2 separate regions of the Mus musculus genome follow, and region 2 is linked to region 1. The links are chromatin loops, found by intact Hi-C in ENCODE. Cell type or tissue: left cerebral cortex. All regions are shown on one strand. Links, peaks and the distances in the headings refer to the core of each region. The heading gives the core; the rest is flanking DNA.

What was found. Peaks named below come from ENCODE experiments on the same cell type or tissue, not always from the same donor. Only the 100,000 strongest peaks of a DNase experiment are listed, where the experiment ranks them.
Region 2: it touches region 1 in a loop (4-fold over the local background); 16 of 42 quality-filtered maps call a loop at or near these places.

What each region holds. Positions count from the first base shown.
Region 1 is chr5:135,899,391-135,911,016 of GRCm38, forward strand. It overlaps Ywhag (tyrosine 3-monooxygenase/tryptophan 5-monooxygenase activation protein, gamma polypeptide), which reads right to left. Exons shown (of 2, transcript NM_018871.3): 2 at 8,989-11,626. The coding sequence ends at 11,605. Among named protein-coding and RNA genes, the nearest start is that of Hspb1, 17 kb to the left of the region's middle. In left cerebral cortex, for the core only: CTCF peaks have their summits at 2,129 (motif pointing right) and 4,693 (motif pointing right); DNase peaks (open chromatin) are centred at 2,190, 3,628, 4,365, 4,663 and 4 more places; H3K4me3 peaks cover 1,005 bases; H3K27ac peaks cover 2,782 bases.
Region 2 is chr5:135,951,951-135,963,576 of GRCm38, forward strand. Ssc4d (scavenger receptor cysteine rich family, 4 domains) reads right to left here. Exons shown (of 11, transcript NM_001160366.1): 8 at 11,406-11,480; 9 at 10,973-11,284; 10 at 9,939-10,016; 11 at 8,273-9,258. The coding sequence ends at 8,942. Among named protein-coding and RNA genes, the nearest start is that of Ssc4d, 17 kb to the right of the region's middle. In left cerebral cortex, for the core only: no CTCF peak of the experiment used is centred there; DNase peaks (open chromatin) are centred at 5,801 and 10,022; H3K4me3 peaks cover 1,456 bases; H3K27ac peaks cover 2,155 bases.

The DNA.
Region 1 (11,626 bases), core at 1,530-9,529:
TTCTGACCAGTACTAAAGGTGAGCATCCTTGCTCTAGAGCTTGTAATAAAGACCTGCATGTGTTTACATTGGAATTGGCTCCTCAGTGGCCTTTGGGGTCCCTGAGACTTGGGCCTAGCACCACCTTTTCAGAAGCGAGCATCCTTTTCATCCCTGTGAAGACCACGATGCTCTCCCAGCCTTGAGGCCATGAACCCTGCCAGTATCTGGATTTGAGGGGCACAGTAAAGAAACCAGAAGAGTCAGTCCATGGGTAAAAAAGGCCGGGGTCGGGGGAGGTTTTTCCAGCTCCCAAGGAGAGGGAGGAAATCTTCATGGTTACAAGGGACTGGGAGGAAGGGAGCCTGTGAGCTGGTGGGGTGGGAGCTTTGAGGTATATTACTAGGCTAGCATGGATCTTGATATGCTGATAGGTAACAAAGGCATGTGTGAATGGGGGAACCTGGTTTTTTGTTTTGTTTTGGTTTTGGTTTTGGTTTTTTTTTTTTTTTTTTTCTTTTTTGGCTTTTTTCAAGACAGGGTTTCTCTGTGTAGACCTGGCTGTCCTGGAACTCACTACCAGGCTAGCCTCGAACTCAGAAATTCTCCTGTGTCTGCCTCCCAAGTGCTGGGATTAAAGGCATGCGCCACCACTGCCTGGCCAGATGCCAAGTCTTTGATCCTCAGAACGCTTCAGGGCTGAACAAGGCACACTCAGGCAGGCAGCCCACTTTTCCCAAGCTTTGAGACTGCCCCTGAATGAAGCCCATATCCCCAGCACCCACCTATGAGAAGTCCCCTGAGCACTCTCCCAGACACCCTACCTTAACCAGGGGTTCGCTGACCAACTTCTAACTCTATCAGACTAGAGAAGACATCAGGTAAGAGGCCCAGGTCTAGGGTCTGAGAGATAGCCCAGTTGATAAAGTGTTTGCCTTAGCAAGTCTGGGGACCTGAGTTCAATCCTTTCTGGGGGCTTTTAACCGAGTAAAACTTCTGGATGTGGTGGAGCATGCTTGTAACCCCCACACCAGTGAGGTAGAAATAACAGATTCCAGAAGCCCACTGGTAGCCAGCCCAGCTTACTTAGAGACCAATGAGAGAGCCTGTTTCAAGGGAGGCAGACAGTGCCTTTTCTGGATGCTAACACTGTCCTCCACATACAGACAGTCACCCACATGGGAGCAAGAAGGAACGGGTAGGGGTGAGGGAAGAGAAAGAGAGAGGGAGAGTGAGAAGAAGGGAAGGAGAAGGAAAAAGAGAGAGATCTCTGAGTGTGCTCTGGGCTTATCTTCTCTGCTTCTAGCCTGTTTCCAAGGGTCCTCAAAGCCACTGAAATGTCCCTACTGTGGGACTGACCAGTGCTTGGGCCTGTTGACTGCTAGCCCATTCTGTTACTAGCAGCCATATTAGACCTTTGGCTTTCCCTATGCACCTTTCAGATAGGAATTGTTCCCGATTGTGTCTTAACTCTCCGCACAGCCAACACCTGCTAGCTGTCACTTATCCACTAGCAACCCTAGGCCACTAAGAGGCAGCAGAGGCGCATTCAGGTACTTGTGAGCAGGCCATGCAAACTGCCACTTTTTGTGTATACTTTAATTTTTTATTTATTCATTTTACTTTTTTTTTTTTCAGAAAGGGTTTCTCTGTGTAATCTTGGCTGCCTTGGAACTCATTCTGTAGACCAGACTGGCTTAAATTTAGAGATCTCCATCAGATTTGGCTGTAAGGCATTTTTTTAATTAATGATTGATGGGGAAAGGCCCAGCCCATTGTGTGTGGGGCCATCCCTGGGCTGGTGGTCCTGGGTCCTATAAAAAAGCAGGCTGAGAAAGCCAGTAAGCAGCACCCCTCCATGGCCTCTGCACCAGCTCCTGCCTCCAGGTTCCTGATTTCCTCCAGTGATGACTAGCAATATTGACGTGTACCCGGGATAAACCCTTGCTTTTTTAAAATTTTTTAAATTTTTTGTTGTTCAGGTTCTTTTGGGGGTGTGGTGTTGAGATGGGGTTTCTCTGTATAACCTCTGATTCCCACGTTCTAGAATTAAAAGCATGAAACACCACTATCTAGCTCCCTTTAAAAAAAATTTTTTTTAATTGTGTGTAGGTATGTGTACATGCATGCAGGTGCCTGCAGAGGCCAGAAGGGGGCGCTGAAGATACAGGTAGTTGCGAGCCTCAAGAGGTAGGTGCTGGGACAAGCTCCTAACTAGTGAACCATCAGCCCCTCCCTGCTTGTTTGTTTGAGACAGGGTCTCTCTATACTACTGGCTGTCCTGGAACTCACTCTGTAGATCAGGCTGGCCTCGAACTCAGAGATCCACCTCTTCTGCCTCCCAAGTGCTGGGATTAAAGGCATGCACCACCATACTCAGCTGCCGCCCTTTTAAAAAACAAGGTCTCATACAGTGCAGTGTTGACCTTGCTGTGTAGCTGAGAATGATCTTGTACTCCTGATCTTCCTGCCTTCAATATCACAGACATGTGTCACACTAGATTTCTGTGGTGAGAGGGATGGAACCAAAGGCTGTCTGGTTGCTAGGCAACTGAAGTGTCCATTTCTGACTTAGGCTGGCCTTGAACTTCTGATCCTCCTGTCGGAGCTTCCCAAATGCTGGAATTAGAAATATACATAACCATACTCTGCCACACTCAGCTTCCTGTATCATTTTTTGTGGTGCTGGAGATTGAACCCAGGGCTTTGAGCCCTGTGTGTGTGCTGCAACTGAGCCAATTCCTTAGAGCAGCAGCAGGAAGCCAGTGAGTATCAAGTAATTGTTTGGTTCTATGTCGTTAGCCTTAGTCATGAAAGGTAAGCTTGCTACCACAAAACTGCACCCCAGTTCCTCCCTGGGGGATTCTAGGCAGGGGCTCTACCACTGAGCCACGCCCCCAGCCCCTCCCTGGGGGGATTCTAGGCAGGGGCTCTACAACTAAGCCATGCCCCCAGCCCCTCACTGGGGGATTCTAAGCAAGAGGTCTACTTTTTACTGAGGTAATTTAATCTCCCCTTTCCCTACCCAATTTATTTTGAGACAGGAGTTCATTGACTTAAACTTGCCATCCTCCTGTCTCAGCACCTCCATATACCAATCTCACCCCTGTATCCGGGAATTACAAACCTGAGCCATGAGTTATAGTTTGCTCTCTCTCTCTCTCTCTCTCTCTCTCTCTCTCTCTCTCTCTCTCTCTGTGTGTGTGTGTGTGTGTGTGTGTGTGTGTGTGTTTGGTTGGTTTGATTTTTTGAGATTTCTCTGTGTAGCCCTCCACCGACACTCTTTGTGAGGTAGGTAGGCTAAATGGTATGCCCTGCATACTTAGGACACAGTGAAATGTGAATTCAAACCCTGATTTTTCTTCCCTCATACAAGATGAGGCATGGCTGAATGACAGAAAACTGATCTTTGAGCCAATGAGATGGCATCGTGGAGAAAGGAGCCCGTGCCAAGTCTGTTGAGAGACCTGAATTTAATATCTGAGGTCCACATGGTGGAAGGAGAGAACTCACTCACACATGTAAACACACACAATTCCTCCAATCCTCCTACTACTACTATGTAGCTGTCTATCTGGCTGTCCTGGAATTTGGTATGCAGACCATGCTGTCCTCGAACTCACTGTCATAAGACTGCCACTGCCTTCTGAGTGCTGGGATAAATGGCGTGCACCTCCACACCTAGCCTCATCTCCCTAATTCATGGTTAGAAAATGACAAGGGAGGAGCCGACACTCTTTTCTTCTTCTGACCTTGTTGCAAGCTGATTCCTAATTGGCCACCATTAATTTGAAATCGTAAATATCTGACCAGAGCTGGCTGGGGCCTTGAATACTACAGAGAGAAGAAACTGGCTTCTAGGTCCCCCGGACTATCATAGCCTATCATAGCCCACTACCAAAGGGCCAGCGTGTGAGGGGATGAAACTTGGCATATTGGTCATTCACCTTTGGGCTCTCCCAGAGTATGTGGACTGGAGCACAAAGATGCTGAGCCCCGGTTCCCCAGTTAAGGACACAGGAGAAATGTAGATAGATTTCTTGGGATCGGTTCGGGAAGATAATATGGAGATTAGGGACTGCAGCAAGCTTAGAGGTCAGAGAGTGGGTCACTGTTTCTATAGCAACCCTGAGGGCGAGGACCACCTGGAGCTTGATGCACCACCCTCTAAAGGAGGTTTTTACGCCCTAAAAGGCCAAAGCAGATTATTCGGTAAGGACTACAAAGGAGGAGACAAAGCGGAGTGAAGAGGACCCGGAAGCCATGATAAGCTCCGCATTAGCACTGCGGCGGGCTCGGCAGGCGAATTCCAAAGGAGGGATGCGAGACCCAGCAACAGGCCGGCCATTGGCACGGAGGCGAGATGCTGGCTTGTGATTGGCTCTTGCCACGCTCGGGCTAGAAGGCAATCTCCGTGCTGGGTGGGGCGGGGCTGAGCCGCAGCCCTGCCTAGCTTACAGCCGGGTACCTGGGCAGTCCGCAATGGCCAGAGGTAGGAGAGTGGTCACTCTTAGATGCCTGGCTCTTATGGGCACACGCAGGCAGCACAATCCTTCGTTTCAAGCCCAGGTGTTTGGGAAGGGGAACATGCAGAAACTCGGGAATGGAGATCTCAGATGGGCTGGCCTCGAGGTCGCTACTGTCATCAGGGTCTGGGCTCAAGGCTGGAAGCAAATACCCGCACTAACGGGGACAGCTGCAGAACCGGCAGTACCCACCAGGGGGAGGCAGAGGACGTCGGTGCTGGAGTCATTGAGGGTTTGGGGAAAATAGATCCCAGAAGGGAAGATTCCTGAATCCCAATCCCAGTTACCCCAACTCCAGGATCTTGTATTAACGCTCTACCTTCCTTGGCCTTTTTTCTTTCTTTCCTTTTTTGTTTCTTTTAGACAAGGTCTAACTGTATGACTCTGGCTTCAAACTCACAACATTGCTCCTAGCCGTCTTTGGAGTTCTATACTCACAGGGCCTGACAAAACTTTGAGACCCGGTCATATGCAGCCCAAGCTAGTCTGAAATGTATGGAAGTAGGCCTTGAACCCCAGAAATGTGTCTTCGTTTTGCACCTCATCTTCTCAGCATCCTCCCCCGCTTTTAACTTTGCTTTCCTTTCTTTCTGAGACTGGTTTCATGCAATCCAAGCTAGTCTTGAACATTACCTTGCAACTTTAAAAAAGATTTTGTGTGGGTGTGTTGTGTACACAGGCATATGCAGAGGCCTGAAGAGGGTGTTGGGGTATCCTCTACTGCTTACTGCCTCTTCCGGAGCCAGGCTCTTTTCCTGAACCTGGGATGTGAATTTCCTCAGGTAGGCTGGAAGGCAGCAAGCATCAGTTGTTGACGGTCCTTTGGAGCACAGGTCGCCTGGCTTGCCAGGGTGCTGGGTCCTGGTAAAAGCACGGCACACTCTTCCCAACCTAGCCTCGGCTCCAGCTCTCAATCTAGAACTCAGCCTCCAGCCTCTGAGAGTGCTAGGAATATCAGGTGTACCCCACTTCAGCAGGTGTGCCCCCACATGCACCCTGGTGGTCTTGATGTGCATGGAGTTTGTGGGTTGTTTTTGTTGTTTTTTTTTGTTTGTTTGTTTTGTGACAGGGTTTCTCTGTGTAGCCCTGTCCTGGAACTCGCTCTGTAGACCAGGCTGGCCTTGAACTCACAGATCTACCTGCTTCTGCTTCCCAAATGTTGAAACTAAAGGTGTGCACCACCACACCTGGCTCGATTTCATGTATGATAAGCAAACACTTTACCAATTTGATTGAGCTCCCTCCCAGGGCCTGTTATCCTTACCCAGCTTCATTTTGTCTTGAAACGTCTAAGAGGGGGATCCAGTCCGTGACCACGGCTTAGTCTCTGTCCAATGCCCTTATTCCCAGCACTTGGAAGGGAAAGGCATTCTGACTTCCAGACTAGAAATAAAACCTTGCGTTTTTTGTTTTGTTTTTTAAGTCAATGCACCACATATACCAATGATATGGCACCTCTAGCTTCTGCCCCCACAATAGGGTATATCATGGTGGGGCTCTGGACAACAGTTAGAATGATTAAAATTCAAAGACTGACTCAGAACAGGCTGGGCTTACCCAGCCGATAGTTGCCCAACTCTCGTTTCCTGACCGAGGGGCCAGGTTTCCACCCTTCTGCCCCCCTCCCTTACTTCACGCAGACTGAGAAGTCAGCACTGTGGAGGGACAGCAGTATTCCCAGCAGTTCTTTTGCAAGAAGAATCTTCAACTCTAGGGAACACTCCTTACACACACACACACACACACACACACTCTCTCTCTCTCTCTCTCTCTCTCTCTCTCTCTCTCTCTCTCCCACACCCACCCTTTTTGAGGCAGGGTTTCTGTGTGTAGCCCTGGCTGTTCTGGAACTCATCCTGTAGACCCAGGCTGGCCTCAAATTTAAGAGTGCTGGGATTAAAGGCAATCTTTGCCACCACTGCCTGGCTGGCTGGCAAAACCCCTTCTAACTGATATGGGGAAAGTACTTTTGGAAAGCACTATTGCTCCTGTGGAATCCAAAGTTCCCACACTAACTAAAGCACTAACAACCAAGGCACAGCTTGGGGGAGGGGGATCCCCCAGCAAGCAAGGGCTACTCATACATACCACACAGCACCCGTCAAACATTCTCTAGTGATTGGCTGAGGAGGGGGCAAGAAGCTCAGCAGTAGAGTGACACACCCCCTCCCGGGAACTCAGAGCCACACCCATCTCTGCCTCAAGTGCTGGGCTTATGGTGTGCCACTGCCCAGCTGGTAGAGTGGTTCTTAGGAGCACTAGATCCTGTCCTGAGACCTGCCAAACCAACCCACACCTAAGAAAACTCAGCAACCATCGCGATCCCCTTGTGCAAACCCAGCTCTATGTGAGATTAAAGAAATGTCTAGGGCTGGAGAGACGGCTCAGTGGTTAAGAGCACAGACTGCTCTTCTGAAGGTCCAGAGTTCAAATTCCAGCAACCATATGGTGGCTCACAACCATCTGTAATGAGATCTGATGTCCCTCTTCTAGGGTTTCTGAAGACAGCTACAGTGTACTTACATATAATAAATAAATCTTAAAAAAAAAAAAAAAAAGAAAAAAGTCTAAGGGGACCCAGTCATATCCATTATGGTGGGAAAGAACGGAAGTGGTGAGACTCCCTTGATGCAGACTCACAATGTCTCAGGGTTGCCTGCTCAGAGGTCCCTTGTGAGCACGGACAGCTACACTGTTCCCCATCTTGTTTTTGGAGGTAGGACAACTACAGACCAGCAGACCTACCTCACCTGGTGAAGCAAGCAGAAGTCAACCATCCTATCTACAGGTCCAAGGGAAGAAGCCCGGTGCTTTTTTTGCTGGGTGCTGGCAATATCCAGACCTGTAGTTTGGGCCTTGACAATGTAGGCAATGGGCTCTGCTAGGTGGACCAGGGTGGAGGCCAGGCAAAATCTTTAGCTATTAGCCTGGGTGCAGTGACCACCTTTAATCTCAAGAATTGGGAGGCGGAGGCAGAAGAATTTAAGAGTTTGAGGCCAGCCTGGGCTACATAACCCTCTCACATACAAACGCAGAAATCTGCCTGTCTTTACTTGAGATTAAAGTCAGTGCACACTCACACCCAGCTGTTTGGTTTTGTTGTCGAGTCAGGGCCTCTCTAACTCAGCGTTTTTCAATCTGTGGTCAGGACCCCTTCAGGTTGCATAACCATAGCAAAGCCAGTTATGAAGTGCCAATGAAAATAGTGTTTATGTCACAGCATGAGGAAATGAAAGGGTCACAGCATAAGGAAAGCTTAGAACTGCTGTCCTAAGCCCAGTTGGCTTTTCCCTGCCCATAGATACCCAGTTGATCACAAGAGGCCAAATTTGTGGCTCTTCAGATCTAACTGTAGGCTGCCATGGCAGAGCTAGGAAAACGACAGCGGCAGGCCCACCAGGCAAGTTGTCTGTCAGACCTCGGCTGAATTCAGATTCATCTGGTTATTGAATGTCAACTCCCAGAAATAGAGACTGCTGTTAGCGGGGTTAGTTTTCGGCGGAGGCCGTTCCCCCAAGCTTGACTGAGGCCCAGACTGCCGTTCTTGGCCACCCGATCACCCTGTGAGTCAACAGCAGGTTCAGCTGACCAGTGTCAAGGCCAACACATGTGGTAATCACGCATAAATAGAGTGAGGAGAGAGCAGTAACAGGAGCATATGTCCCGGGCAGAAAGAGCCTGCCGTGCTCCCACCTCCAGAGTTCTTGGAAGGAGCAGTACTCAGATAGGGAGGGTCCCAAGTACGTGGGTAGGTCACTCCACTAGCACCACTCCCAACTCCTGCCACCACCCTTTCTGTATTGCTTTTACTCCCCCCTTTTTAAAGACAGGCTCTTCCTATGTTGGTCACCCAGCCTGGCTTTGAACTCAAGACCTTACTTTAGCATCCAGGGTGCTGCTATGTGCCTCTTGGTTATTACTACATTCTCCCCCCACTCCTACAACACAGGGTTTCTCTGGGCAACCCTGGCTCTCCTGGAATTTGCTCTTGTAGACCAGGCTGGTCTTGAACTCAGAGGTGCAAGCCTATACATACTCCAGCTCTCCGGTGGCAAGCTGATCTTTCAGCTTACTCTGCCTGGGTGACAGTGAGCCTACCAAGCTCCACTCTTCAGTCATATCAATCCCTCCTAAATGACACATTAGCGGACCCAGCACAAGCCCTGGGGATGTGACATGACTGCGAAGCACCTCAGTCAGTTGTCTCACTGTATAATAAATGTAAGCTGGCCCTGAATTTGTGATCCTCCTGCCTCAGAGTATCAAGTACTGGGATCACAGATGTAAAACCACCAAACCAACTTGCTCCATCTCCACTCCCACCCCCCAGCCCCTACAAACTGTGCCAGGAAGTCAAATCTAACCCTCCCACCTGCTAGACCAGAGCTGAGCCTCTGAGCCCCAACCCCCGCCAGCCTCACTCCCCAGTGGAGGTGGAGGACGCCCACCGCCAATCACATTGTCAAAAACACAGCAGTTAAACGCTATTAAATGAAGCTGGGCACCGCCGACATCAGATCTGTAAGTTTATTTTGCTCAATGTACGACGGCTACATAATGACTCACATTCATGAATATTCCATCACTGAGGAAACTGCTAAGAATGGTCCGTGTGCGAAATAATTCCTTAGCGAAACACGGAGTTGGGGGGGAAAAAATCACTTGATTAGACCTTAAAAATATTTTCACTGCATAACATGACAAGAAAGCACAGAGGCGCGTTCTGAGAACGTCCGCGCGTTCTCCTGCACTGCGATAGTTATAGTTTCACCATGACAAACACCAGACATTATTAAGAGTAAGCTAACACTGGTGTTTCTTTTGTCCCCTCCCCCCTGAAAAACAAAATATAGAACTGCATGTCACTATAGCAACATCCAAAACAGATCAATCTGTTACAATCACTATTTGGTAAAGCAAACTTTACCCCTGAAAGGAAAAAATTAAATTAAAAAAAAGAAGTTTAAAAAAAAAATTGAAGTCTTAAGTTTTTTTGTCATAGGATACATAACACCTACAGTGTAAGGTAATAAATGTCAAGCTACCGTATAGAAATACAACACCAGCATGCACAATACTGTATCAATAGGATGGAGGAGCAGCCGCGCGGCACTGGGGACAGCATCAGAGGCAGGCACACTTCTCAACAGTAAAGGAAGGAGAAGGAACCAAGCTCACGGCAGGTCTCCCGCTCTCCCTCTTCAGTTCTACCCTCACATGACTGTTCTAGAACACAGCAAAGGTCAAGGCTGAAATGTAAAGAGAAACTAGGTTTTGCAATTCCAGTAGGTCATTTCCAAACAGTACAAGCGGGACACAGACACGCTCACTGCGGACAAGGAGACAAACCCCCGGGCGAAGCCTCTCCGGCCCCTCTGTCCACTCTGGTGGCCAAGCTTCCTCTGCTGCGGCCTTGCGCGGTCTCGGTTAGGGGGTGCTGGCACACTAGCATGGGGAGGGGCTCCGAGAAAGGGCATGCTGGGACTGTGCAGAGGGGCGTCATCCTTCCGCAGCCACGGCACCAGCTCAAGTGGGCGACAAAGTGGCTGCTGGGCCTCTGAAGACAAGTTAAGCAAGTTTGGGGCGCTGCCCGTCTTGGGAACCCACGAGACCATGAGTTCTCCAGAAGACATAAACTGCACACTCTGCATGCAACCGGGCGTGTTTATGGAAAGGGCTATCCACAGTGAGAATGAGGGACCTAGGGCTGAGACGGACCATGTAGGACATAGCAGCAGAGCTTCCTTCAATGTCACATGTGCAGCGACCTCATGAGAGAGAAGCCAATCTCAACAACTACGATTTCATTCAAAAAGGGGAAACCAGGAAAGCTTAGGTCAAACAGGGTGAGCATGGCCTCCTGCCGAACCTCGGCTACCCTCCACTAAGCACTTGGGAAAGGAGTGCCGGGGCTGGAGGGAGGCAGGGACAACTGGCTTAGGGACCAGGCTGCCTCAAGTGAACTGCCTCTTCCTAGTGGGTTCCCTGTAGGCTCAGCTGCTGGCACCGGATGATAATCCCCCACCCGCTACACTCCAGTCCTACGCCTCGGGGCACCTGCATGCTGCTAGCACAAGGTGCAGAGTAGACTTGGGTGCTGAGGAACATTCAACAGGCAGTGACACTGAGACGGAGCCCTGGCTGCTGAGAGCAGAGTCTCTGATAAATGACATACAGACCTGAATTTTCTCCGTTTTCTCTGTGTGGGGGGTATTTAACGGTTTCTGTTTTTGTGATGGGCTGACCTTAAGGGTAAAGAAGAACTAAAAAAAAAAGTATCCCCCGCAGCCCCCTCCCAAACACCCATCAACCAAAACGGAACAGGGAGCTCTGACTCTCCCCACGTTACGAAATGATGAAGAGCCAGACCAACCCGGACGCGGATGAAAGCCGACCTGACAAAGGAAAACTGAGAACCCATGGCTTGGCGTCATGTATGGCTGTCATGTATAAATACTGTAAACTACAATTGAGTGTTAATACTGTCAACCCGTCAGAGACTTCCAAATACAGGGCCACGTCTAACTCACTAACAAAAGGTGTGCCTTCCACTCTAAGCCTGTCGAGTTGGGTAATTTAAACTATAACTTCTCTGGTGTACACCCCAGGGGGAAAAAAGAGAGAGAGAGAGAGAGAGAGAGAGAGAGAGAGAGAGAGAGAGAGAGAGAGAGAAAGCACAGCCAAAGAGAGAAAACAGCCACGGAACTGAGGACAAGGGCATGGACAGAAGAATCCTTACTGGAACCACAGAACGCACTGAATGAGGGCCATCCATCTCCGGTTTTTCTTCTTAGAACCCTACCGTCTAGCAATAAGTTAAACTAAAGGCAGACAGCTCCGCTTGCTCGTTCCGAGCCTGCACAACAGTCCGGACGTCTGTGTGAGGCTGCTACTCCCATACCAGCATAGCTAGCCTGACTTTCCACTAGTGGTATTTTGGCAAAAATGTCAAAGAGGCAATCAAAGACAGGACAGTCGTGGGTTTCTCCCTGGGAAGGTCACCCCTCCCTTTCCCCTCCCCCACCCGACCCCCAACTCATGGGAAAAAATAAAGACTGCAGTAGTAGCATCAGCGGGCGCTGCCAGTCCACCTGGGGCCTTAGTTGTTGCCTTCACCGCCG
Region 2 (11,626 bases), core at 2,257-10,256, 53 kb after region 1:
GCACTTTAGAAGAAGCCACATGGCAGTGAAGTGGCCTTGAGACCCACATTGTCAGTCCTCCTGGCTCTACTTCCTTTTTTTTTTTTTTTTAAAGATTTATTTATTATTATACATAAGTACACTGTAGCTGTCTTCAGACATACCAGAAGAGGGCATCAGATCTCATTATGGGTGGTTGTGAGCCACCATGTGGTTGCTGGGATTTGAACTCAGGACCTTCGGTAGAGCAGTCTGTGCTCTTACCCACTGAGCCATCTCGCCAGCCCCCTGTTCTACTTCCAATGGAGCCAAGCATCCACCCATTCTGCTGTGGGGATTCACATTCTCAGGGCAGCACTGACCACCTGTATCAAATGAAGATGGTCCAACAAGCTTTTGGAGATTAATCATAAAGAAGTAGGGGGCTTGATCAGCTTGGACCTTGATTGTAGTTGTGTGATTTTTTTTTTTTTTTGAGCAGATGTAAAGAAACATCTGTTTGACTTAAGCTTAGTGTCATATACCTATAATCCCTGCTGTGGGGAAGTATTTGTGTGTGTGTTTGGGGGGAGGGGTGTCAGGCAGGAGGATCAGGAGTTCAAGGTCAACCTTGGGCACATCATAAGTGTTTTTGGTTTTTTTTGTTTTGTTTTGTTTTTTTGTTTTTTTGTTTTTTTCTGAGACAGGGTTTCTCTGTATGGCCCTGCTGGCTGTCCTAGAACTCACTCTGTAGACCAGGCTGGCCTCAAACTCAGAAATCCACCTGCCTCTGCCTCCCAAGTGCTGGGATTAAAGGCATGCGCCACCACGGCCCAGCTGCACATCATGAGTTTAAGACTATCCTGTGATATATGAGACTTTGGAGAGAGGGAAAGGGAGGTAGGGAGTTAAGTTTGGGAAGGAAAAGGAGGAAGGACAGAAAGGAAGAAAGAGAAGAAAGGGAGGGAGAGAGGAGAGAGAGGGAGAGAGATTGATCTGACAGAAGAGCAGGCAGGAAGACAGATTGCTGGACACAGAGACAGGGAGAGGGAGAGAAGATGCTGAGCAAGCTGGTCAGATGCCAGTGTCATCCTGGAAGCTGCTGGGCTGGACCCAATCAGGGCAAGATGGATGGTTGCCTGGAGAACAATGCAGAAGTCACCAGACTAGGCAACTGGACTGTCTCTTCTCTCTGTATGATCTGCAAGAAAAGTCGGGCCAGGAGCAGGGCATGGTGGTACAAACCTGCCACGGAAGTACCAGGTAGTAGAAGTAGGAGGACTCAAGGTCATCTTCAGTTACATAGAAAGTCTAAGGACACATGAGAGTCCTCTAAAGGCCAAAGGCTAGGGGAGGCTGGAGAGATGGCTCAGTGGTTAAGAGCACTTACTGCTCTTTCAGAGGACTTGGGTTCAATTCCCAACACATATGTGGCAGCTCACAATGACCTCTTTTTGTTGTTGTTGGTGGTGGTGATTTTTTTTTTTTTTTTTTTTTTTTTGTGACAGGGTTTCTCTGTGTAGCCCTGGCTGTCCTGGAACTCACTCTGTAGACCAGTCTGGCCTTGAGCTCAGAAATCCACCTGCCTCTGCCTCCTAAGCATTGGGATTAAAGGCGTGAACCACCACTGCCCAGCCACAACGATTTCTTACCTTCAGATCTGATACCCTCATACAGACATACTTGCAGGCAAAATACCAAGGCACATAAATAAAAATAAATTAAGAAAAGTGAATTCTTAGCTGGGCAGTGGTGGCACAGGCCTTTAATCCCAGCACTTGGGAGGCAGAGGCAGGCAGATTTCTGAGTTTGAGGCCAGCCTGGTCTACAGAGTAAGTCCAGGACAGCCAGGGCTACACAAAGAAAACCTGTCTCAAAACAAACAAACAAACAAACAAACAAAAAAGTGAATTCTTTAAAAATGTGGGGGATGGGCAGAGCTAAAGAGATGGTTCTAACTTTAAGAGTGATTACTGCTCTTGTAGAGGACCTGGTTTTGAGTCCCAGCACCTGTCGTAGGTAGTTCACAAGCATCTGTAACTCCAGTTCCATTTCCAGAGGATACAACACGTCTTCTGACCCCCAAGGGCTCCTGCATGCACACAGTACACATATATATACTTAGGCACACACATATAAATAAAATTACATAATATATATATTTGGTTGGTTGGTTTTTTGAGACAGGTTTTCTCTGTGTAGCCCTGGCTGTCCTGAAACTCACTCTGTAGACCAGGCTGGCCTCGAACTCAGAAATCTACCTGCCTCTGCCTCCCAAGTTCTGGGATTAAAGGCATGCACCACCACGCCCAGAAAAAAGAAAAAAAAAAAAATATATATATATTAAAGCTACCAAAAAAAAAAAAAAGACAAAGACGGTGAAGAGTTTTGGCTTTGTTTTTTGGGTTTTTTTCAAGACAGGGTCTCAAGGTGTAGCTAGTCCTCAGGAGATGGCAGAAGGGGGATCAGGAAATTGTGGTCATCTTGCATTACAATGCAAAATTATGAACAAAATTAAGGGGGGGAATGAGCAAGGCAGTTTGATTGGGCAGACAGCTCCATGGATGCTCAATTTCTGAAATTTCTAACAACGGGGGCTGGCACGGTGGCCCAGCAGGTGAAGGTACCTGGTGCCAATCTGGAGGATATCAGTTGGATTCCCTAGCATTCGCATGGTGGGAGAGTGTTGACTCCCACAAATTTTCCTCTCAGATGGCTCTACTCGTGTGTGGTGGCCCAGGCATGCTTGCATCCATACATGAACATTATACACACATACACAGAACAATAAGAAATAGAAAATAGTAATTAAGCCGGGCGTGGTGGCGCACGCCTTTAATCCCAGCACTCAGGAGGCAGAGGCAGGCGGATTTCTGAGTTCGAGGCCAGCCTGGTCTACAAAGTGAGCTCCAGGACAGCCAGGGCTATACAGAGAAACCCTGTCTCGAAAAAACCAAAAAAAAAAAAAAAAAAAAAAAAAAAAGTAATTAATCTTGTTTTCTCTTGGTAACAGAAAGTTACCTAGCAGACATGAGGAATTCATCTTCCTAGGGCTTTATTTTGTTTATTTGAGACAGGGTCTTATGAAGCCCAGGTTAGCCTTGAACTTGCTCTATAGGAGAATCCTCCTGAGTCTACCTGCTACATGCTCTGATTACAGGTGTCTGCTACCACACACAGTTTATGCAGGGCTAGGAATCAAACTCAGGGCCTCATGCATGCTAGGCAAGCACTTTACCAACTGGGCTACATCCCAGGCCAGGTTTTCTGGTCCTCCCTCCCCCCACTCCCCCAGAAAGGGCTTCACTATGTAGCTGTGGCTTGGAACTCAATAGTGATCCACTTGCCTCTGCCTCCAAAGTACTGGTATTTCCCATTTGATTTTAGTGTATGCATGGATGCGAGTGTGAGTGCGTGCAAACGTGTGCATGAAGAACTTAGAGGATAACTTTCTAAAAAGGCCAGTTCTTGCCTACTTTTAGGTAATTTGGAGAATTGAAGTCAGGTTGTCAGGCTGTTTCAAGCAATTACTTTTACCTGTGAGCTTCATCACTGGCCCAAGGCACTGTTTTTGTTTTGTTTTGTTTTGTTTTTGAGACAGGGTTTCTCTGTGTAGCCCTGGCTGTCCTGGAGCTCACACTGTAGAACAGGCTGGCCTCGAACTAAGAAATTCACCTGCCTCTGCCTCTTGAATGCTGGGAGTAAAGGCGTGCACCACCAAGCCTGGACCTGGTTTTTTTAAGGTAGAGGCAACTTTGACTTTCCAAGTGAATGGCCACGTGGATGGAATAAGCTATCTATCCCATGAAAAGGGTTCCCTGAGCTGACTGCTGCTAACCTCGCAGGGACCCAGACTTGTCTAACTCATGCAGGGATCTTGAGACAGAAAATTGACTATGGTGGCAGACAGCAGGTGCCTCGTTGACTACAGCTTCTTCATCAGGCCTTCCTATCCAGCGAAAAGGAAGCCAATGACAGTGCAAAAGACTCAAGTCCCTATTGCTCTGTAGCTCACAGTGGGGCAGGTCAATCCTGGCTCTCTGCATGTTTCTCCATCTGCCCAGATTGAGTTATGTCAAACTTGCTCTGGTCTGGCAGGGCCAATCTTTTTTTTTTTTTTTTGTTTCTTTTTTTTTTTTTTTCTCGAGACAGGGTTTCTCTGTATAGCTCTGGCTGTCCTGGAACTCACTCTGTAGACCAGGCTGGCCTCGAATTCAGAAATCTGCCTGCCTCTGCCTACCAAGTGCTGGGATTAAAGGCATGTGCCACCATGCCTGGCTGGCAGGGCCAATCTTAAGACGACAGACACTCGGTCAGGGTGATGCTACACATAGAATTTGCTGTGGTACAGCAGGCTGTGTTAAAATCCTCAGTCTAACCCACCTGAGGTAGCTCACATCTATAAAACCAGCCACTGGGAAGATGATGGGGGTGGAAACTGCTTGAGGTCAGCCTGGACTGAAGTGTGAGATCCTGTCTCTGAGGCAAGGGAGTTCAGAAGTCTGCGTTCATTTCTGGCTACACAACACATTTCAGGGCAGCATAGGCTACATTGTCTTGTTTCAAAACAAAACCACAACCACAACACCCCTCAGTTTATTGTTCATGTTTGCCAGAGGTGGGGAACCTTTTCCAATTCTTTAATTGGTTTGTTTTTGAGACCATGTCTTATGTAGCATAGGCTGGCCTTGGATTAGCTGTATAATTGAGGGTGACCATCTGTCTCCACCCCTGGGACTTTAGGCATGTGACAGCCACCACACTGAGGTTTGTTTTCTTCCCTTTTTAGAAATCTATTTTCTTTTTGTAGTTGCTGATTTAAAAAAAAAAAAAGACATTTTAATTGTGTGTGTGTGTGGCCACATGGCCTCACCTTTACCTGTGGAACCCTTTCGCTGACCCAAACTGAGTTGGGGACTGAACCTTGGACTTTCTGAATGCTTGGACAGAGCTCTACCAGCTGAGTTACACACCAGCCTCCTTAATCTTGATTTATTTTAGATGTTTTTTACCCCATAGTGCCACCACACCCTATTCCAATTCTGGTTTTATTGTGAACCGGTTTTACAATTTCAACAGTCCTTTGTGGGTTAAATGTCCTCTGTGAAAGCGTCGCATGCCTTTCATCTCAGCAAGCAGGTCTTTGAGTTTGAGGCCTGCCTGGTCTACAGACTGAGTTCCATCCAGGGCAGCCAGCGTCATACAGAAAAACTGTTTCGAAAAAAACAAAACCAACCAAATGGTCTTTTATGAAAATATCAGTAGCTTTAGGATATAGCTCAGTTGGTCGAGCGTTTGCCTAGCGTAAGTGAAGTCCTGGGTTCCTCAGAATTGCATAAATGAGCAGGGGTGGCACGCACCTGTAACCCCAGTTGGGTGGGCAGAGGAAGAAATAAAATTAAAAAAACTCAAAGTCACCTTTGGCAAGCCACCCTGAACTGCATGAGACCTTGACTAAAGCATTTTTAAAAGGGGTGAGGGGGTGGGGTGGTGAGGAGAGAAGCAGCCTTGTGGCGCAGAGGTTGTTGTTGGTAAATACTCTTTGTAATCCGCAAAGGTCCGCGGGGACTGAAAATGTCGCCTAAACTACAGTGTCTTGGGAATGGTTGACCTTCCTTCCCTTGTATGGGCTGTACCGGGGACTCAATTCCTTTGTCAGACCAAACCTAGAACTCTGCACAAAAAAAAAAAAAAGACCCGCCCCGAGGCATGGAAAGGTCTCGAAGAGCGTGGCCCCGCCCCTGCCCCACCTAACCAGCAACCTTCCGTTTGCTGCGACTGGCTGAACCAGTTTCAAAGCTACCCAATCAAAATCCTTCAGTAAGATAGAGGCGTGGCTTCAGTTCCGACCCAGGGCGGGCTCTCCTCTGAGCTCCTGCGGTGACTCAGCAGGAAGGCGTGAGTTATTGGGGCCCGGAAGGGCAGGGCTACGTCACGTCCTACCCTGTCCGCCCCGGCCGTCGAGGCTTACGGGGCTCCAGTGGGAATCCCAACACCTGGACTCTGTTGGTTTTGTTTTGTTTTGATGACCCAGAAAAACCCTGGACCTTTCACTGATCTTTTGTTTCCTCCGTTTGCACAGTGGTTAAGAACACTTCCCGGAGCAGTGCCTGAGTGGGAAGACCCTGGAAGTTTGGAGTTTGACCTTACAGGAAGTCAATCCCAGTTGCCTCGTTTTTTTTTTTTTTTTTTTTTTCCCCTCTTCTCTTTTTGCTAATCCATCAATCCTCAAGGTTTGGCTCCCATTCGAGTTGTCAGGCAGGTGTGACAACAAATACACAAGGGAGGCTAGCCTGCTGCACTTCGAAAAACTCACCAGAACTTAAAGTCATCCTCAGGAACGTAGAGACCAGGACATAGGGTCCGGACGATGGTATAGATGATGAGGGGCCAAGCTGGCGTGATGGCTCAGCAGGTATCAAGAATCTGGTACCCGCATGGAAGGAAAGAATTCCTGTGACATGTACCACACATGTACTCAAACATGCATGCATTAGCCTTTTTTTTTTTTAAAGTAAGAGGGGCCTAGAGAGCTGGCCCAGCAGTTAGGGCACTTGCTCTTGCAGAGCCCCTGAGCTCAGTTCCCAGCACCCACGTGGTGTGGTTTACAACCATCATAACTCCACTACCAGGGGCTCCAACGCTTTGTGACTGTGGTGAACACAGGGTATACACGTGGGCAACATTCAGCCATGTATGAAAACATTTATACACAGATGCAGAGGTGTTTCAGTGGGTAAGAGCAATCATTGTACAAAGTTGGGGACCCAAGTGGGGATTCCAGCACCCAGGAGTAAAACCTGAGTGGCCAGGAATGCCTATAACTCTGGTACTACGGAGGGCAGAGACTGGATGACTTCCGGAGCTTGCTATCCTTTAGCCTAACTCAGCATTTGAGGAGAAAGCCTGCACCCAGGGGATCTGCGTGTGATAGAACTGGACGCCCTGTATCATCATCATCACCATCACTACACACAGGCACACTCAGTAATAAATCTTTGCGGGGTGGGGGTGGGGGGTAGGGAACCAGAATTGGAGTTTGTAGCTGTGGCTCAGTGGTCGAGTACTTGCCTTCCATGATTTAGGTCCTAGGTGGGTTTTGTTTTTTTGTTTTTAAATATTTATTTATTTATTATATGTAAGCACACTGTAGCTGTCTTCAGACACTCCAGAAGAGGGCATCAGATTGTTGTTATGGATGGTTGTGAGCCACCATGTGGTTGCTGGGATTTAAACTTAGGACCTTTGGAAGAGCAGTCTGTGCTCTTAACCACTGAGCCATCTCACCAGCCTAGGTTTAATCCCCAGTCCTACCACAGCAAAACAAAGCAATCAAACCAACCCAAGCAAGCAGGAATGGAGTCTAAAGGAAGCATCAGAGAACAGCAAAGGCATAAAGAGGGCAGCAATGAATGAGAACAAAATATAACAACTCACACATGAAAATGGATGCCAGCTCTCAGGAGGCAGAGGCAGGCAGACCTCTGAATTTAAGATTAGCATGGTCTATAGACTGGGTTACAGGAAAGCCGGGGCTATACAGCAAACAAACAAACAAAACCAACCTGTCTTGAAAAACTAAAACAAAAAGCAAACAAAACTAATATAGAAATTCATAGGCAGAGAAAGTGGAGAGGGTAGTGTGGCCTTTCTAGAAGTTCAGGCTGCTTTAAACTCCTAATCCACCTGCTTAAGCATGTACGTGCTGAATTACAGATCTTTGCCACCACTAATTCAGGCAGGGTCTCCCAGCAACCCCTACCCCCAGGTATCTAGTAGTCTAAGCTGGCCTTGAATGGTTATGTAGTTGAGGATAGCTTTGAACTCCTGATCTTCATTCCTGTGATCCCTTTAAAGAGGGAATATCACAGGTTGACCAGAGGAGGGTTGTTTTGTTTTGTTTTTTTCCGTTTTTCTGCCATTTTATTTTCTGGGCCTATTCAGTCAGCTTCTCTCACTCTGCAGCTCTGGCTGGCCTGGAACCCCACCCCACCCGCAGAACGCCCTTCTTCGGCACCCCGAGCACCGGCATTACAAACATGCACCATCGTGCCCTACTGCCTCTCCTTTCCTGGATCTAGATTTGTGTGTGTGTGTAGCCCAATGGAGGATGACCAGACACTCCACTGAGGAGCCTGAGGCTTGCCATGGTGAGTCAGCATTTCCCGGCCGTGATGGGCTCTGGAGAACTGGATGATGCTGCTCTTGGACCACAGCCTTTCATCGCCATGCCAGTTTTCTCCAGAAAGTCCTTCCTGGAGTTTTTCCAGTAGCCATGGTACAGGTTCTCAAACAATGACCTCAGTTAAAAGACTGGGGGAGATAATGCTTTATTGACTTGGCACCTAAGGACAGTGGCTATGGGCCTCCAGGGTTCTTTGTTACTGCAAAATGGAGGCTCTGTGCTGGGGGGGGGGGGGCAGTGGAAATCAGAGAAGCTGCAGGAAGGGCTCCTCTGGTCCCTGTTTTGGCCCCTGCAGCCCCCTTGTTCAGCGGAGCACCATCTGAGTCCAGGTCCTCACCCAGCAGGGAAGGTGATGGCCTGGTTCTTCTGCAGTCCCCTGCCAGTCTATAGAAAAGAGCACCCCAACCCCTTTGTCTCCCCACTTTTAGCAGGAGACCAAGAGAGGTCACGGTAAGGGTTTGAAGGCATTTACAGACAGCCCAAGCCTCATGGATGTGGGTGCAGAAGGGAAGGATTGGGGGTACTATATGAGTTCCCCCAAAGAGAAGTGGGTTATTCTCTCACATTTTCTGATTTGGCTGAGCAAAACATTGCTATGTTCACTGTATTGGGCCTTCCGCAGGTGATAACAGTCTCGGGACACACAGTAAGAGGACTCGGGCAGGTACTGCATCTCTCCCATGCACGGGGAGAAAGGGGTACCAGGAACCCGAGCTATCATAGGAAGGCATCCTGGGAAAGGACAGGCAGTTCCTCATAGGCTCCTTTGATATGGTATGGAGTACAGAGCCATCTGGGTCACAATGGCTGGCACAAGACACTGGCATCCTCGCTGTGGTCACAGTTGTGGACATCCCAGCGGATATGAGAGCACAGTAGCAAGGTGCTCTCATCTCCTCGGCATTTGACATTGTCCAAGAGGATTGGGCCTCGGCCTGGGCCAAAGTGGGCCTCTCCCGGGGCTGCGAGAGCCTGGCCACATCCCAGCTGACGGCACAGGACAATGGCTGCCCGTAGGTCCCAGGCATCATCACAAACAGTGCCCCACCGTTGTCCTAGGAAGAGTTCTACGCGCCCCTCACATCGGTGTGTTCCACTAGCCAGACGGAGGTGCCCTGTGTTGGAGATAAGGCCTGGGTCAGAAGAGCCCATGGGATCATGGGACCCAAGAGATGGCTCTACAGTTGAGGGCACTTGCCACCACAGGTTGTCCTCTGACCTTCACATTCCTTCATACTGTTTTGCCTTCACATGTGTGAACATATCATGCATATACACGGGTACACAGACACCAATAAATAATGCTGGACAAGTTGGCACACACCTCTGATCCCAACACTAAGAAGGCAGAGGCAAGCAGATCTCTGTGAGTTCAAGCCTAGCCTGTTCGACACAGCAATGGTCAGCCAGAGCTATGTAGTGAGACCCTCAACAGACAGTCTCAGCCCCTTAGCCACAGGCTGTTTGCAAACTATGACCATGTCTTATCCTGACCCTCAAAGTTTACTGTCCCCACTTCCACACCTACATTCCCTGGGCTAATTTGTTGTTTGTTTTTCCATGAGCCCTTGTATGTTGTTCAGGCAGGCCTTGAAGTTACTGTCCTTCTGACCCAAGTCTCCAGAATGCTGGAATGAAAGCCATAGGCCACCATGCCTAATTCTGCATTCTCTCATTTCTTCAGTTTGTTTGATCCCAAGTGGAGAAATCTCTAGGTTGCTGTAGTGTTTTATCACTCCAGGTCCATCTTATCCCTAAAGTTCCAACCTCATTTTCAGTGGCAGTAAACACCTACCATCTCTGGGCCGAGGACTGGGCATTCGGGTGGTCTCAGAACCAGCCTGCTGGACTTGGAGTCCCAGTTCCTCTGGGCCTGGCTCAGCAGGGGCATAAAAAAAGAGATGGTTGTCATGGTGGGGAACATATGCTCCCTAGAACCAGATCAATTCTCCCAACCTTCCCAAGTTGTACAGAAAGACAGAAAGAACCTCAAAGACCTGCCAACCTAAGGTAGGAGACTGGAGGACCCCCTAGGTCTAGGCATCAAGTAAAGGTGGAGATACGGGAACAAGGGATTGACAGTGTCCTGCCAGACTTTGTACACACCTGTTTTCATTGGTATCTCTGAAAAGTCAAAGGCTAGTTTTGGGAAAGCCGTCAGCCACTCCTGCTTCCTACCAATCACTAGCAGCAGAGACTATAAATTGGATAGCACAGCACGAGTGCTCCCTTGACCGCGCCCTAGTCACCCCCTGCAGACAAATCGCCCTTCCGGTTACACCCCTAAGGCTCAACAGCGAGAGTGCAGGAGCATCCACCCCCCCCACCCCACCCCCACCCCCTGCTATGTGCAATACTTCCGCTGCAGTGCAGCAGAGAGCGCCACGCCCATTCCTCCACCGCAGCTCCTGCTATCAGGCCCCGCCCACAAACCCTGTGCCCTGCTTCACTTTCGCCTTCCCAGTCCTAGGCCAGCCAGAAAGCTACGCAGCTTCCGCTCGCTCCCACAGCAGGGAGCTCCTGCGCACGACCCCACCCAGGCCTCCTCAGACTCGGCCCCACTCCCGACTGTGAGCTAAAAGAGGCTCCGCCCACAGGACCGTCATGGCCCACGCATCGCCCAGCTCAACCACATCTTGTCCCGCCCCTACAGGATACCCACCCCTCTCCTGATTCAGGCCCGCCCATAGACGTGAGCGCATGCGTTCATGGGTCCTCGCCCAGCTTGCACGGCTCCACCTTTCCTCCATATAAACCCTGCCCGCACCTCCTATGGGTCGGGCCCCGCCCACCACTCCGGCTCCACCTCCTCTCTTGCCACAGCTTCACCTGCACAAAGCGCTCCGGCGTCTTCGTGGTGGCCGCAGTTGTGCTGTCCCCAGCCCAGATGGAAGCAGTCGCTGAGGCGGGCCTCAGTACCGGTGCAGCCTACGTTGTCTAGCAGCACAGGGCCTCGGCCATAGCCAAAATGACCAAGGCCCGTGGCGCCTAGCGCGGGCCCGCAACCCGCCTCGCGACAGGCCACCCGCGCGTCCGCGAAGTCCCAGTCATCGTCGCACACGGTGCCCCAACCCCCGGCGTACAGCACCTCCACGCGGCCGCGGCACGGGCTCGGGCCCCCGACCAGCCTCAGCCTTCCGCCTGCGGGGCGCACAGGCCGGTGCCAGGGGATGACCTGGGACAGCAGGCTCCCCTCCCTATTGCAGCCCTTGGCCCACCGCTCCCCCCAACCCCCCTGCGGGACCCGGGCAGGGCCACTTACTTTTCTTCCCTGAGGCCCGGGCTGCTGTCGTCAGCCACACAGTGTCCCTGGAAGGTGAGGCACCAACTCCTGTAGCTGCGGAGACAAGGGAGCCTTTGAAGGGAACAAGAAGGCCATTTACCACACCCACAGCTTACTTTGCCTCAGTCACAGAGTCACCTCACTGTCTAGTAAAAAACATCTTTTAGGATTTTCCTCCCTATTTTCTTTTTTTCCCAAGA